Regions from separate parts of the Homo sapiens genome. Here region 1 is linked to region 2. Evidence: chromatin loops called from intact Hi-C (ENCODE). Cell type or tissue: heart left ventricle. All regions are shown on one strand. Links, peaks and the distances in the headings refer to the core of each region. The heading gives the core; the rest is flanking DNA.

Evidence for each region. A loop is a pair of places that touch in the nucleus more often than their neighbours do. Peaks named below come from ENCODE experiments on the same cell type or tissue, not always from the same donor. Only the 100,000 strongest peaks of a DNase experiment are listed, where the experiment ranks them.
Region 1: it touches region 2 in a loop (2.0-fold over the local background); 3 of 110 quality-filtered maps call a loop at or near these places.

What each region holds. Positions count from the first base shown.
Region 1 is chr2:202,493,095-202,501,427 of GRCh38, forward strand. The region is part of intron 3 of BMPR2 (bone morphogenetic protein receptor type 2); the gene reads left to right. Among named protein-coding and RNA genes, the nearest start is that of BMPR2, 120 kb to the left of the region's middle. In heart left ventricle, for the core only: no CTCF peak of the experiment used is centred there; a DNase peak (open chromatin) is centred at 4,175.
Region 2 is chr2:202,275,814-202,284,146 of GRCh38, forward strand. It overlaps NOP58 (NOP58 ribonucleoprotein), which reads left to right. Exons shown (of 15, transcript NM_015934.5): 3 at 2,137-2,189; 4 at 6,538-6,659. SNORD70 (small nucleolar RNA, C/D box 70) reads left to right here and starts at 618; the gene lies at 618-705. It overlaps SNORD70B (small nucleolar RNA, C/D box 70B), which reads left to right and starts at 2,300; the gene lies at 2,300-2,374. In heart left ventricle, for the core only: a CTCF peak has its summit at 3,330; no DNase peak of the experiment used is centred there; H3K27ac peaks cover 495 bases.

The DNA of each region.
Region 1 (8,333 bases), core at 300-8,299, 220 kb after region 2:
TCTTTGAGTGACATAGTCTTTGGTTTAGTTCTATATTGTGAGTCTCGTGAATTTTCTGTATTGTGAATTTTATTTTTAATTTGTTTTGTTTTAAATAATGACTATTATAGTGACTAGGTTTCCATTTTTCTAGTGGTAACTTTAGGCTTAAATGGACATTTCTTACTCAATTAGGTTATTGGTGTTTTCTAAGAATCATTAAATACTTTTTTTTTAAAGTTGTATAGAGTAACAGACTCTGTTCTATCATATCTAAAAAGTACAATCTTAGTACAATAGAGGTAATTAAAGTAGAATTATACCAAAAATACTTTGAGAGCATATTTAATGGTGTTTTCTTTATTCTTCGATGAAATGTTTTGATGTACAATGGTCTGCAAATTAATTCTTCTATTTTTCTTGTATTTTTAAAATTCCTAGTCTGTTTACTTAAATGTGATCTTTCCATTTTTTATTTAATGATTTTATTCCAATCAAATATAATTAACTGTTTTAATTCATTCTTTAATAAAATAAACAAATTGCTGAAATTGTCTCTCCTAATCATAAAATAGCTATTTAAAATACACTCTAAAGAAATTAAAATTGTAAATACTTATGGAGCTAAAAGTTAAGGAGGAGGGGCACTGAATGTTTTTCCCATTTTTTCATGTCTTTTCTAACCTTTTGGCGGGGGTGGAATTTAACTTTAGACTGTTATTTCTCTCTCTTCTTCAGTTTTTCACTGTTTCTTTCATAATTCACTCATCGAATGCCTTGATTCAATTAGCCAAGTATGGGCTATTTTTTTTGTTGTTATTTTTTGCTTTTTCTTCCAAGCTAGATCTATTCAAAATGATTAACAAGTTAAATTTAAACCAGTCTTTCATATTCAGTATTAACTACTTGTTTGAAAAAACAAGAAATCTGCCCCCTCTCAATTTTTTAGGGCATTAAATGTAAACATTAGTCTGATTATGATTACTGCCATTCCAAACATATTAATTAAAAGCAACGTTTATTTCCTATAAAAACATTTGTTCAAAACATTGAGCTCCACAATAAATCATAGTACAGAAACAATATCATAACAATTTGGATTATTTTGCTAATGAATTCACTTAACTGATCACATCGTTTTGGATTTAAATGTTTTTCTCTACTTGTATGAAAGCTACATTGCTTGAAAACTACAAAAACTAATCCCCAATTTGCCTTTCTACACAGTGGTAAAAGATTAAGGAGCTGACATAACCACTAGTGTGTTATATTTAAGCTTCCCTTTGCTGCTTGCTGCACATGTTACAATGTTGTTCTTTCTTTGACACAGACCCAGACAAAAGCTGAGTGTAGCAAGGAAACAGACAGAACGCCTCCAGTAGTGGCCCCCGCCTGGCTCCAGGATTTGTAAACAGAAACATCCCAGGCTCCAATGAGACAGACAGAGGTTCCCTGTCTGTTCTGCATTCAGGAAGTGTTTGCTTGTATAAGCCCAACTATTGCACAGGCATACATAGTAGTGTTTACATTTGGCTGAGTATTTAACTGAGAAAACTTAATAGGGAAGAAAAAGAGGGTTTATTAGAGGTAGGAGAACAAGACAATTCAGGTATAACATAGATGTAGCATATGTTATGTAAAAAGGTTTTTTTATTTTGAAGAAATAGACAACAAAAAATAGGAGTTTTCTAGTTAAAGGCCTCTTTTGCACGTACACGTGAATACACATATTGAAATATTTTTCCTGGCAGTTTTTCAGGGATCTCATATTTTTAGACCATGTGACAGAGGCTTGGAAAGTTTTTATTTGAAATTTAACCAATCATATGGTTTATAATGAAATGGGAAAAGTTCCCTTGTCCTGACAGGGTGCGTGATGCGGGGTGTGGCTCACTTCTTAAGTGCCCCGCTGCTCAGACCTCTAGGGGACCATACAGACAGGTAGGCTGTGGGGCTCCGACCTCACAACAGTGTCTAGGAGTGAATGTTTACAGCTCCTGAATCCGCAGTGGGCGTGTGTTACAGGGTGCTCTTTTAGTTTGCCATCTATAGGCGGCTTGTGTTAGCTCAATTAGACCCCCTTCCTTATCACAAGGACAGAGGGATTTCTGTATCCCAGGGTTTCCTGCCTTGGTGTACGGGAAGAGTCGGCTCACACCTGGGCTTGGAGAATGAGTGCAAGGTTTATTAGTAGAAGTAGCTCTCAGCAGATGGGGGAACCAGAAGGGAGATGGTTTTCTCCTGGAGTTGGGCCGCTTGGTGGCCAGGGCTCTCCTCCGTCTGCCCCAGCCAAACTCCGCGTCGTTGTCGTTCTGTCGACGGCCTGCCGGCGTGCGGGTGCCTATCGTTGTGCTCTTCTGCTGGCGTGCTCCTCTCGACGACCAGCCACTTTCTTCCGCCGATGTGCTCCTCTTTACGTCTGGCCGCCTGTGTGTCTGCCTGCTAGGGTCTCGGGTTTTTATAGGCCCAGGATGGGGACATGGCGGGTCCGGGTGGTCTTGGAAATGCAACATTTGGACGGGAAAGCAGGAGTGCCTGTCCTCACCTAGGTCTGTTGGGGTGGAGCCCTAGTCAGGGACGCACCTTTCTCTACCCATTACTTACCTCCCCACTTCCGTGTCATTTAAGGAGGGCACACTGTTCCCTTCCCAGCACTATAACATGTTTAAAATGTTTTAAAACTTTTTTCATTCTCTCCAATATATGAATTAATAATCCATTTCAGATTTTGAATTAATGAATGTTTAATGTAAAAGTTTTGTTAAATTTTCTTTTATAAATTTGAGAATAAAAGCAAAGAATGCTGAGCCTTCAAAAAACTGTATGAGAAGACTCATTATACAGAGTTTTGGAAGTAGGAGGACCTTAAAAGTCACTTACAAGATCACTTATTTTTATTTTATAGTTTAATGTATTTTAGTAACAAACAGGAACAGCAAAAAGACAGCGTTAAAAACGTGCTTGAATGTAGGACAACTCAAAAAAGTAGAGTGAACAGATGGAACCTACTCTATGATTAAAATGCTGCAAACATCATTTAGTTGCTGTCAATAAGAAATTTACTTATTTTCCAAAAATCCAAATGCAGGCATTATCCAGAAAAATTTAACAGGTTTATTTATAATTGTTATGGCCAGGCATGGTGGTTTATGCTTGTAATTCCAGCACTTTGGGAGGCCAGGACAGGCAGATTGCTTGAGCCCGGGAGTTTGAGACCATCCTGAGCAACATGGCAAAACCCTGTCTCTACAAAAAATAAAAATTAGCCAGACATGGTGGCATGAGACCAGATGCTTGGGAGGCTGAGGTGATAGGATCGCTTGAGCCTGGGAGGCTGAGGCTGTAGTGAGCCATGGTCATACCATTGCACTCCAGCCTGAGCGACAAAGTGAGACCCTGTCTCAAAAACAAAAACAAAAAAAAATCAAAAGAACAAATTAAATAATTGTTATGAAGTTGAACTTCTAAAACTTGTTCACTGAAATGTTTTGACCCGCATTAATGCTTTATGTCCCACATTTATATTGAAAATCCACATGCAAATAAAAATGGAAAAACCACCAATACCTCATTTCTGTTCCTTATTTTTTCACTTACAATCTTATACTTAGGTGCCTTTTGACCCTATGGGGAAAAAATAATGTTCAGAACTACTGAGAGGTGACAGCGTGCTGGCAGTCCTTACCGCCCTCGCTCGCTCTCAGCGCCTCCTCTGCCTGGGCTCCCACTTTGGCAGCACTTGAGGAGCCCTTCAGCCCACCACTGCACTGTGGGAGCCACTTTCTGGGCTGGCCGAGGCCGGAGCCCACTCCTTCAGCTTGCAGGGAGGTGTGGAGGGAGAGGCGCGAGCAGGAACCAGGGCTGCGTGCCACGCTTGCGGGCCAGCTGGAGTTCCGGGTGGGCATGGGCTTGGCGGGCCCCGCACTCGGAGCAGCCGGCCAGCCCTGCCGGCCCCAGGCAATGAGGGGCTTAGCACCCGGGCCAGCGGCTGCGGGGGGTGCACTGGGTCCCCCAGCAGTGCCAGCCAACCGGCACTGCTCTTGATTTCTCACCGGGTCTTAGCTGCCTTCCCGCGGGGCAGGGCTCGGGCCTGCAGCCCGCCATGCCTGAGCCTCCCACCCCCTCCATGGGCCCCTGTGCGGCCCGAGCCTCCCCGATGAGTGCCGCCCCCTGCTCCACGGCGCCCAGTCCCATTGCCAAGCGGTGAGACAATCGCTGAGCGGTGAGAGCATCACCTATCCGCAAGCAGTGAGTACCATCGGACCCCTTTCGCTTGCTATTCTGTCCTGTCTTTCCTTAGAATTCGGGGGCTAAATACCGGGCACCTTATTGGCCAGTTAAAAGTGACTAGCGCAGCTGCCAGAGTAAAGACACGGGTGTCAGGCTTTCTGGGAAAGGGCTCTCTAACAACCCCCGACTCTTCGGAGTTGGGACCATTGGTTTGCCTAGAACCAGCTTCCGCTTTTCCTGTACTTCTGGACTGAGTCAAGGGTCGACAAAGAGGAAAGCCATGCAGCTCCGGGGTCCCAACAACAAGTTGGTTGACCCTGCGGCCATGGGCAGAACTCTCAAAGGCATGTCACCCAAGTGAGACTTGCCCATCTATCGTATCTATCCTGACCCTTGCCCCCTGGGTCCTAATGCCTGCCAGACAAACTTCCTCTCACCTCTTTTCTCTGAGGCTAATTAGACCCACTTCTAAAAATTGCTACCTGTCTCTGGTGCTTTTCTAGTTTCTCCTATAAGAATGATTTCTAGTATAAACTCCAGGACTCTGTTACCTTCTTTAGGCACCTGGGCTCACCAATCAGAAAGACATAATTTTTGCCCAAAGCCCTGTCACAGTGGGGACTACCTGGAATTTTAGGATCCCTCCTCAGACTAACAGGCCTAACAAAAGCTATTCCTGAAGCTAGGATATGGGGAGCCTTAGAAATTGTATCCTTCCTATTCATATAAGTGAGGACAAAAGGTGTCACTCTTCCAACCCTGGAGATCCCTTCCCTCCCTCAGGGTGTGGCCCTCCACTTCATTTTTGGGGCATAACATCTTTATAGGACAGGGGTAAAGTCCCAAGACTAACAGGAGAATGCTTAGGACTCTTAACAGGTTTTTGAGGATGCGTTGGTAAGGGCCACTAAATCTGATTTTTCTCAGTCGGTCCTCCTTGTGGTCTAGGAGGACAGGCAAGGGTGCAGGTTTTCAAGAATGCGTCGGTAAGGACCACTAAATCCGACCTTCCTCCGTCCTCCATGTGGTCTGGGAGGAAAACTAGTGTTTCTGCTGCTGCGTCAGTGAGCGCAACTATTCCGATCAGCAGGGTCCAGGGACCGTTGCAGGTTCTTGGGCAGGGGTTGTTTCTGCTGCTGCATTGGTGAGCGCAACTATTCCGATCAGCAGGGTCCAGGGACAGTTGCATGTTCTTGGGCAGGGGTTGTTTCTGCTGCTGCGTCGGTGAGCACAACTATTCCGATCAGCAGGGTCCAGGGACCGTTGCGAGTTCTTGGGCAGGGGGAGAAACAAAACAAACCAAAACCACGGGCGGTTTTGTCTTTCAGATGGGAAACACTCAGGCATCAACAGGCTCACCCTTGAAATGCATCCTAAGCCATTGGGACCAATTTGACCCACAAACCCTGAAAAAGAGGCGGCTCATTTTTTTCTGCACTACGGCTTGGCCCCAATATTCTCTTTCTGATGGGGAAAAATGGCCACCTGAGGGCAGTACAAATTACAATACTATCCTGCAGCTTGACCTTTTCTCTAAGAGGGAAGGCAAATGGAGTGTCTTACCTTATGTTCGAGCTTTCTTTTCATTGAGGGAGAATATACAACTATGCAAAGCTTGCAATTTACATCCCACAGGAGGACCTCTCAGCTTACCACCATATCCTAGCCTCCCTATAGCTCCCCTTCCTATTAATGATAATCCTCCTCTAATCTCCCCTGCCCAGAAGGAAATAAGCAAAGAAATCTCCAAAGGACCACAAAAACCCCCGGGCTATCGGTTATGTCCCCTTCAAGCTGTAGGGGGAGGGGAATTTGGCCCAACCTGGGTACGTGTCCCCTTCTCCCTCTCTGATTTAAAGCAGATCAAGGCACACCTGGGGAAGTTTTCAGATGATCCTGATAGGTACATAGATGTCCTACAGGGTCTAGGGCAAACCTTTGACCTCCCTTGGAGAGATGTCATGCTACTGTTAGATCAAACCCTGGCCTTTAATGAAAAGAATGCGGCTTTAGCTGCAGCCCGAGAGTTTGGAGATACCTGGTATCTTAGTAAAGTAAATGATAGAATGACAGCTGAAGAAAGGGACAAATTCCCTACTGGTCAGCAAGCCATCCCCATTATGGATCCCCACTGGGACCTTGACTCAGATCATGGGGACTGGAGTCGTAAACATCTGTTGACCTGTGTTCTAGAAGGACTAAGGAGAATTACAAAAAAGCCCATGAATTATTCAATGATGTCCACCATAAATCAGGGAAAGGAAGAAAATCCTTCTGCCTTCCTCGAGCGGCTACGAGAGGCCTTAAGAAAATATACTCCCCTGTCACCTGAATCACTTGAGAGTCAATTGATTCTAAAAGATAAGTTTATTACCCAATCAGCCACAGATACCAGGAGAAAGCTCCAAAAGCAAGCCCTGAGCCCTGAACAAAAATCTAGAGGCATTATTAAACCTGGCAACCTCGGTGTTCTATAATAGGGACCAAGAGGAACAGGCCCAAAAGGAAAAGCGAGATCAGAGAAAGGCCGCAGCCTTAGTCATGGCCCTCAGACAAACAAACCTTGGTGGTTCAGAGAGGACAGAAAATGGAGTAGGCCAATCACCTGGTAGGTCTTGTTATCAGTATGGTTTACTAGGACACTTTAAAAAAGATTGTCCAATGAGAAAGAAGCTGCCCCCTCATCCATGTCCACTATGCCGAGGCAATCGCTAGAAGGTGCACTGCCCCAGAGGACGAAGGTTCCCTGGGTCAGAAGGCCCAACCAGATGATCCAACAACAGGACTGAGGGTGCCCGGGGCAAGTGCCAGCTCATGTCATCACCCTCACTGAGCCCCGGGTATGTTTAACTATTGAGGGCCAGGAAATTGACTTCCTCCTGGACACTGGCGCAGCCTTCTCAGTGTTACTCTCCTGTCCTGGACGACTGTCCTCAAGGTCCGTTACCATCCGAGGAATCCTGGGACAGCCTGTAACCAGGTATTTCTCCCACCTCCTCAGTTGTAATTGGGAGACTTTGCTCTTTTCACATGCCTTTCTTGTTATGCCTGAAAGTCCCACACCGTTATTAGGGAGGGATATATTAGCCAAGGCTGGAGCTATTATCTACATGAATATGGGGAACAAGTTAGCCATTTGTTGTCCCCTACTTGAGGAGGGAATCAACCCTGAAGTCTGGGCATTGGAAGGACAATTTGGAAGGGCAAAAAATGCCCGCCCAGTCCAAATCAGGTTAAAAGATCCCACCAGTTTTCCTTATCAAAGGCAATATCCCTTAAGGCCTGAAGCTCATACAGGATTACAGAATATTGTTAAACATTTGAAAGCTCAAGGCTTAGTAAGGAAATGCAGGAGTCCCTGAAACACCCCAATTCTGGGAGTACAAAAACCAAACGGTCAGTGGAGTCTAGTGCAAGATCTTAGACTCATTAATGAGGCAGTAATTCCACTATATCCAGTTGTACCCAACCCCTATACCCTGCTCTCTCAAATACCAGAGGAAGCAGAATGGTTCACGGTTCTGGACCTCAAGGATGCCTTCTTCTGTATTCCCCTGCACTCTGACTCCCAGTTTCTCTTTGCTTTTGAGGATCCCACAGACCACACGTCCCAACTTACATGGATGGTCTTGCCCCAGGGGTTTAGGGATAGCCTTCATCTGTTTGGTCAGGCACTGGCCCAAGATCTAAGCCACTTCTCAAGTCCAGGCACTCTGGTTCTTCAATATGTGGATGATTTACTTTTGGCTACCAGTTCGGAAGCCTCGTGCCAGCAGGCTACTCTAGATCTCTTGAACTTTCTAGCTAATCAAGGGTACAAGGTGTCTAGGTCGAAGGCCCAGCTTTGCCTACAGCAGGTTAAATATCTAGGCCTAATCTTAGCCAAAGGGACCAGGGCCCTCAGCAAGGAACGAATACAGCCTATACTGGCTTATCCTCGCCCTAAGACATTAAAACATTTGAGGGGGTTCCTTGGAATTACCGGCTTTTGCCGACTATGGATCCCTGGATACAGCGAGATAGCCAGGCTCCTCTATACTCTAATCAAGGAAACCCAGAAGGCAAATACTCATCTAGTCGAATGGGAACCAGAAGCAGAAACAGCCTTTAAAACCTTAAAGCAG
Region 2 (8,333 bases), core at 301-8,300:
GCCCACCACCATGCCCAGCTAATTTTTGTATTTTTAGTAGAGACAGGGTTTCGCCATGTTGGTCAGGCAGGTCTCAAACTCCTGACCTCAGGCGATCCGCCTGCCTCGGCCTCACAAAGTGCTGGGAGTACAGGCGTGAGCCACCACACCTGGCCTAAATCTTCGTATTTGTATGTATATTTAAGGGACCACACTAGTATGTTCCCTTACCAGATAAGAAAACCTTGCTTAAGATGACACTGTTGCCTGGTGTGGTGGCTCATGTCTGTAATCCTAGTACTTTGGGATACCAAGGTGGGTGGATCATTTGAGGTCAGGAGCTCGAGACCAGCCTGGCCAACATGGTGAAACCCCCTCTCTCCTAAAAACACAAAATTAGCCGGGCGTGGTGGCACATGCCTGTAATCCCAGCTACTGGGAGGAAGCTGAGGCAGGAAAATCCCTTGAGCCTGGGAGGCGGAAGTTGCAGTGAGCCGAGATTGCGCCACTGCACTCCAGTCTGGGTGTCAGAGTGAGACCCTGTCTCCAAAAAAAAAAAAAAAGATGACACTGTTTTAGGCAACTAGAAGACTAGTTTTCCTTCTTAAAGGGTTATATGCTTTGTTGGGTTAATCTGATTCGTTGTTGTCAATGATGTATTCTTCTTGGAACTGAATCTAAGTGATCTGACTCAATATTCGTCACTACCACTGAGACAACGATGAATCAACTATATGTTTCTTTCTGGATAAAATACTACCCTGAGGCTGGGCGTGATGGCTCACACCTGTAATCCCAGCATTTTGGGAGGCCAAGGCAGGCGGATCAGTTGAGCCCAGGAGTTCAAGACCAGCCTGGGCAATATAGGAAAACCCCATCTCTACCAAAAACAAAAATTAGCTGGGTGTGGTGGTGCACACCTATAGTCCTAGCTGCTTGGGAGACTGAGGCTGGAAGATCCTTTGAGCTCGGGAAGTCAGGGCTGCAGTGAGCTGTGATTGCACCACTGCATTCCAGCCTGGGTGACAGAGTGAAGTGAGACCCTGTCTCAAAAACATAAAGGGGGCCGGGCACGGTGGCTCACGCTTGTAATCCCAGCACTTTGGGAGGTCGAGGTGGGTGGATCACAAGGTCAGGAGTTTGAGACCAGCCTGGCCAATATGGTGAAACCTCTTCTCTACTAAAAAATACAAAAAAATTAGCCAGCCATGGGGGCTGGGCACGGTGGCTCACGCCTGTAATCCCAGCACTTTGGGAGGCCAAGGCGGGCGGATGATGAGGTCAGGAGATGGAGACCATCCTGGCTAACACGGTGAAACCCCGTCTCTACGAAAAATACAAAAAATTAGCCAGGTGTGGTGGCGGGTGCCTGTAGTCCCAGCTACTTGGGAGGCTGAGGCAGGAGAATGGCATGAGGCAGGAGAATGGCATGAACCTGGGAGGTGGAGTTTGCAGTGAGCCGAGATTGCGCCACTGCACTCCAGCCTGGGCGACAGAGTGAGACTCTGTCTCAAAAAAAAAAAACAAAAACTAGCCAGGCATGGTGGCACAGGCACATGCCTGTAATCCCAGCTACTTGGGAGTCTGAGGCAGGAGAATTGCTTGAATCCGGGAGGCAGAGGTTGCAGTGAGCCGAGATCGCACCACTGCACTCCAGCGTGGGTGACAGTGAGATTCTGTCTCAAAAAAAAAAACAAAAAACCATAAAGGGTTAGGATGTAACAAGAATGAGACCTGACAATAAGCTATTTTTTTTAATGGCATTTGTACAGGATAGACAAATGAATATCATGAGATTCCTAAAAAGGACTCACGTACGTTTTCTTGAGTCAATTCTATGCTGTATAATAAAGTCATCTCTGTACAGCTTTATGCAACAGGGGTTTGTATTAAAGCTTCAACATCTTTACTCTTGGCCAAAATTTCCTCCAAAGCCTACAACTTTCTTTTAATAATCCAAGCATTACTAGCCTAACATTTAGAAAAACTAGTAATTGTATGAAGAATATCTAACTTCACACCCTGATACACAATGGTAGGCATGTTTTATTGGTGTGTGCTTTGGAAACAGTCAAGCACTTCTTTCCAAGTTATGTGGCTTTTGAATCAACGCACTGCCCCCAATAACATGTTTATCTCTTTTTTTTTTAATTCTAGAGTAAAGCTAAAACATTTTGAGAAATTTCAGGATACAGCAGAAGCATTAGCAGGTAAAGTAAAAAATTAGAAGCTTGCTTTTTTGAAAAAATTAAGTCTTAGCCGTTTGTTTTTCTTGTTTAAAAGGTTGTTTGCTTCAGTTGCCTGTGTTAACCTTATTCAATGTTGTCAATGATGCATTCTTATTGGAACTGAATTTAAGTGATCTGACTCATTCGTCACTACCACTGAGACAACATTGAGTTAGCTTTTTTCACCATAGGGCTGGTTTTCCCCATGTGTGAGGAGAGGTGAGAAGTGGTTAAGTTGATCTCCCTGTGGAAACCAGCAACATAATGCTGAAGCACAATTCAGTAAAAGGTGTTCTACAAGGGACCAAGGTAATGTGGTCAAGTATACAGCTCTCTCCTCATTTTAATCCAAGGGTAGAGTTGTAATCCTGAGAACAGCCAGGATTCACAGTTGAAAAATAATTTAAAAAGCTCTTCTGGGGGTATAGATTTTTAGTTCAAAAAAACATATCAATATTCAGAGTTATACAGAAACTGACAGAGGTGTTATTTTTAAAAGATTCAGAAGAATGGATGACTCATACTCTTCAACTAGATTTCATCACGGGACAACAGAGTGATCGGGTTTATTTACTGTAATTGACTGCAGTAGGTCTTACAGTTTTGTTTTTTTAAGTGTTAGGGAAAACAGGAAGAGCAGATATAAAGCCCAAATCATTAAATTTTCAACTGCCTGAATTCTTTATCACAAATCAGCCAACTATTTGGCGGTGTAGTTTGAAAATGAAGGACCGTGAGGAAGAATATGGCTTAAAGCTGGGCAAGAATATGACAGATGCAAAAAATTTTGTTAAATAACCACAGGAGAAAGGTACAGTTTTTGTCTGAAAATTTGGAATCCAACTAAACATGCTGGAACATAACAGACCACCCTAACCTTGGCAGAGGGGTAGGCTGAAGGAAGACCCATAGGGCCAGTTTCTTTGTTTTATAAACATAGTTCTAGGGCTGCTTCACCAACTCTTCAGTAATTAGAGTTATATACAGCCATAAAAAAAACTGTGGTAATATTAACTTGGAGAATTTTTAAAAAGATAGCCTGTTCATCACAGCTTTTAAGTATGGGTAAACATTTGGTAAGATTCCAAGCAAGATTGTGTTAGCTGTATTCAAACTCTAGGGGGTGTTGTTGACATAGACTGGGATATGAACAGTTCCTAGTCCTGATCTCAAGTAGCCTCTTCTGAATTCCTTTTTGCATACGATCTTTAATCTGCTTGGGATATATCTGGCCAGTCCTTATTAAACTGTATTAAATGGACAAGCCAAGCTTTTGCTCAAACAAGCAGGTTTTTACTATTAATACCTAATATATTGAGCACATACTGATTGTCAGATTTATGCTTATGATTTCATAATTGTTATTTAATTCTTGAATCCTGTGAGGCAGATAACCATCATCTCTATGTTACAGATGATAAAACTTGAAATTTAAGCAGTATTTCCAGATTCATTTACCTAGCTTCTTTGTATTATTTAAAATAATGTACAATAAGGCTGGGTGCGGTGGCTCATGCCAGGAATCCCAGCACTTTGGGAGGCCAAGACAGGCGGATCACCTGAGGTCAGTTCAAGATCAGCCTGGCCAACATGGTGAAACCTCGTCTCTACTGAAATTACAAAAATTAGCCGGGTGTGGTGGCACACACCTTAGTCCCAGCTACTCGGGAGGCTGAGGCAGGAGAAACACTTGAACCTGGTAGGCAGAGATAGCACTGAGCCAAGATTGCACCACTGCACTCCAGCCTGGGCAACAGAGCGAGACTCCTTCTGGAAAATAACATAAAATTAAGTAGTGTACAGTAAATGGACAAAATGCCATAGTAGTTGAGAATTTAAAGTCAATTCCCCCCAGTCTAAGCTCCATGAGGGCAGAGACTGTTCTGTACTGTCAAATTCCTAGACGCTAGCAAAGTATACAGCTATAGAAGGTTTATAATAAATATTTTGGGGAAAATGAATGAAAATAGTGAATTTTATCAGGAATGCTGTCATAGAAACATTTACAATGCCTTTTCCTATCTGTTTTCACCAGAAAGTTAAATGAACATCAGCTAATTAAGAAAGCAGAATCCTTCCCCTGGGAATTCAGTTCTCACTGCCTATTATAAGGCAGTTTTGACATGACAGAACCACAACTAAATGGCTGTAAATGTCACAGTGTACATTTTAAACCTCATAGCCTTAGAGTTTGATGAGACCAGGCACAGTGACTAACACCTGTAATCCCAACACTTTGAGGGGCTAAGATGGGCAGGAATTTAAGATCAGCCTGGGCAATATAGCAAGACCCCCTCTCAAAAAAGATTTTTTTTTTTTTGGAGATGGAGTTTCATTTTGTCACCCAGGCTGGAGTGCAGTGGCATGATCTCGGCTCACTGCAGTCTCCACCTCCTGAGTTCAAGTAATTCTCCCAGGAGGCTGGGTTCAGCCTCCAAAGTAGCTGAGATTACAGGTGATACCACCATGTCCAGCTAATTTTTGTATTTTTTAGTAGAGACGGGGTTTTGCCTGTTGGCCAGGCTGCTCTGGAACTCCTGACCTCAGGTGATCCACCCGCCTTGGCCTCCCAAAGTGCTGGGATTACAAGCATGAGCCACCGTGCCTGGCCATCATTTTTTTTTTTTAAATAAAGAAATAGGGTCTGTTGGGGTGTGATGTTGAATTTGTATTGGTCTCAGACATTCATATATGCTATTTGCATGAAGTGGTTTATTTTTATTCTTGATTGTGTTTTCAACTTGCAAGTCTTTTTTTTTTTTTTTTTGATACTGATCTTCGGCTGGAGTACAGGGGCGCGATCCCAGCTCACTGTAGTCTCTGCCTCCTGAGTAGCTGGGATTACAGGCTCATGCCACCACGCTCACCTAATTTTTGTATTTTTAGCAGAGATGGGGTTTCACCATGTTGCCTAGGATGGTCGCATCTCCTGACCTCGTGACCCGCTCACCTCAGCCTCCTGAAGTGCTGGGATTATCCATTTGATCATAATTCGAATGGATATACGATCAGGAGGGAAGAGCAAGACCTGACTTATTAAGCACAAACTGCCTGACCTTGGAAATTGTTGATAGACCTTCATTCCTGCCAAGCATTTTTCTTTTCTTTTTCTTTTTCTTTTTTTTTTTTTAGATGGAGTTTTGCTCTTGTCACTTAGGCTGGAGTGCAATGTCACGGTATCACTTTAACCTCCACCTCTGGGTTCAAGCGATTCTCCTACCTCAGCCTCCCGAGTAGCTAGGATTACAGGCGTGAGCCACCAGGGCCAGCTAATTTTTGTATTTTTAGTAGAGTGTTTCGTCATGTTAGCCAGGCTGGTCTCTCGAACTCCTGACCTTAGGTGATCTGCCAGCCTCAGCCTCCCAAAGTGCTGGGATTACAGACTTGAGCCACCACGCGCAGCCCAAGCATACTTTTTATGTTTTTTGTTTTTGTTTTGTTGAGACAGGGTCTGTCACCAGGCTGCTGGAGTACAGCGGCATGATCATGACTCACTGCAGCCTTGAACTCCCTGGGCTCAGGTGATTGTCCCAGCTCAGCCTCCCCAGTAGCTGGACTACAGGCACATGCCACCACACCCAGCTAATTTTTGTATTTTTAGTAGAGACAGGGTTTCGCCGTGTTGGCCAGGCTGGTGGTACACACCACCATGCCTGGGTAACCCAAGCATACTTTTACCTCAGTCAAATGTCAGATAAATTTCAGAAGAGGTATTAGTTCGTGTGGGTCCAGAAAAAGGGAATATAGGTCTAAGGAAGGGTGAGAAATATAAAGCAGCTGATTTAGAACTTGCCAGAAATACCAGCGGTCTCAAAATAGAATAGGCAGCCTTTGCTACTAAGTTTTACATTGCTGGAGGTGTACAAGTGGAGATACAAGCAAAGCTAAGGCCTTCACTCAAACATGTTTATATTATGGCAGAACTTTGAAAATGATTACACTCATTTTTACTAGTTTTGATGTGATTTTAGGATATTTCAGGACAGTCTATTTGAAATGACAAAGGAAAGTGAGTCTGTTTTGTCTTCCCAAAAAGATTGTTTCTAAGATTTCATGATTCTCCCTTGAGTTCATGAGAAGATTCTTGTGAGAAGGAAAGAAACCCTGGACCTGATTTTACCCCTGGCTCTGTAGCAAAAATGAGGGTGGGAAGATCAAATGAAATTGTGAAACATGTAACTTATAAAACATATATCATTTCATTTCAGAAGTAACATTAAATTCAAGCCCTTTGAAAGGCCTATTTTATTTTTTTAAGTGTCAACTAGGGCAAGGTCTCAAAGTTAAAAATTTGAGAGTTAATGCTTTTGTTTTTCTTTTTCTTGAAAAGCATTCACAGCTCTGATGGAGGGCAAAATCAATAAGCAGCTGAAAAAAGTTCTGAAGAAAATAGTAAAAGAAGCCCATGAACCGCTGGCAGTAGCTGATGCTAAACTAGGAGGGGTCATAAAGGTAAAGTCACGATATTTTTGGTCATGCCTGCTAGTCAGATCTCACAGCATACCAACTACAAAGCCTAGCCTTTGCAATAAGTTGCTTATCATAAATTCTCAATACATTTTTTTCTTTTCTCTAAGCTACATGATAATGGATTTCCCCTAACATCAGCTGAACTGAGCAAATAAGTAATACCTATTTGTTCTAGAAGATATAGAAGAACAAAAAATGATAAAAATTGACTTTAACAAATCTGCTACCCATATATAATGTTAATGTTCTATGTATATCATGCCATATTTTTGTCTAGCCACATTTTTTTCCAACGAAAATGGGGTCCTTATATTTTTTAGAAATATATTTATTAGAAAACTTTTAGTAGGGGTGTATTGCTGGAGATGAAATAAAATGTGAGAGTGGAAAGAAAGACTAGGAAAATAGCCTCCCAAATACAGAAAGCAGAACAATTCGGGCGGGGCGCGGTGGCTCACACCTATAATAATCCCAGCATTTTGGGAGGCCAAGGTAGGAGTATCACGAGGTCAGCAGATCGAGACCATCCTGGCTAACACAGTGAAACCCTGTCTCTACTGAAAATACAGAAAATTAACCGGGTGTGGTGGCAGGCGCCTGTAGTCCCAGCTAATTGGGAGTGCAGTGGCGCAGTCTCACAGCTCACTGCAGACTTGACCTCCTGTTCTCAAGCAATCCTCCCTCTTCAGTAGCTGGGACTACAGGCACATGCCACCATGCTGGCTAATTATTTTATTTTATTTTATTTCATTTATTTGAGACAGAGTCTCACTCTGTTGCCCTGGCTAGAGTGCAGTGGCATGATCTCGGCTCACTGCAACCTCTGCCTCCCGGGTTCAAGGGATTCCCCTGCCTTAGCCTTCCAAGTAGCTGGGATTACAGACGCCCGCCAACACGCCCTGGCCTCCCAAAGTGCTAGGATTACAGGCATGTGCCACCACGCCCAACCTGTAATTTTTTTTTTTTTTTAAGACGGAGTCTCACTCTGTCGCTAGGCTGAAGTGCATTGGCTCAGTCTTGGCTCACTGCAACCTCCGCCTCCTGGGTTGAAGTGATTCTCCTGCCTCAGCCTCCCGAGTAGCTGGGACTATAGGCACCTGCCACCACACCCGGCTAATTTTTGTATTTTTAGTAGAGACGGGGTTTCATCATGTTGGCCAAGATGGTCTCGATCTATTGACCTTGTGATCCACCCGCCTCGGCCTCCCAAAGTGCTGGGATTACAGGCGTGAGCCACCGCGCCTGGCATAACCTGTAATTTTAAAAAGAAGCTAAATAACAGGTAGTAAAAGATCTCCTTAAACCAACTACTTGGTCAAATTATATTAATCTTTTTATAGCTTTTAATTTATATAGCCAAGCTGTCTTCTGGAAGCTTGTATCAGTTTTTACTTCCACCAGTGATACAGTCAAGTATTCTACAAACACACTGGAAATTATGCTTCTTGTCCAACTGAGAAATGCGTATATTTAAATTAGTGCCACTTTAATATTTAGGAAATAATTTCAGGCTGGGCGCGGTGGCTCATGCCTGTAATCCCAGCACTTTGGGAAGATGAGGCGGGCGGATCACTTGAGGTCAGGAGTTTGAGACCAGCCTGTACAACATGGTGAAACCCCGTCTCTACTAAAAATACAAAATTAGCTGGGCATGGT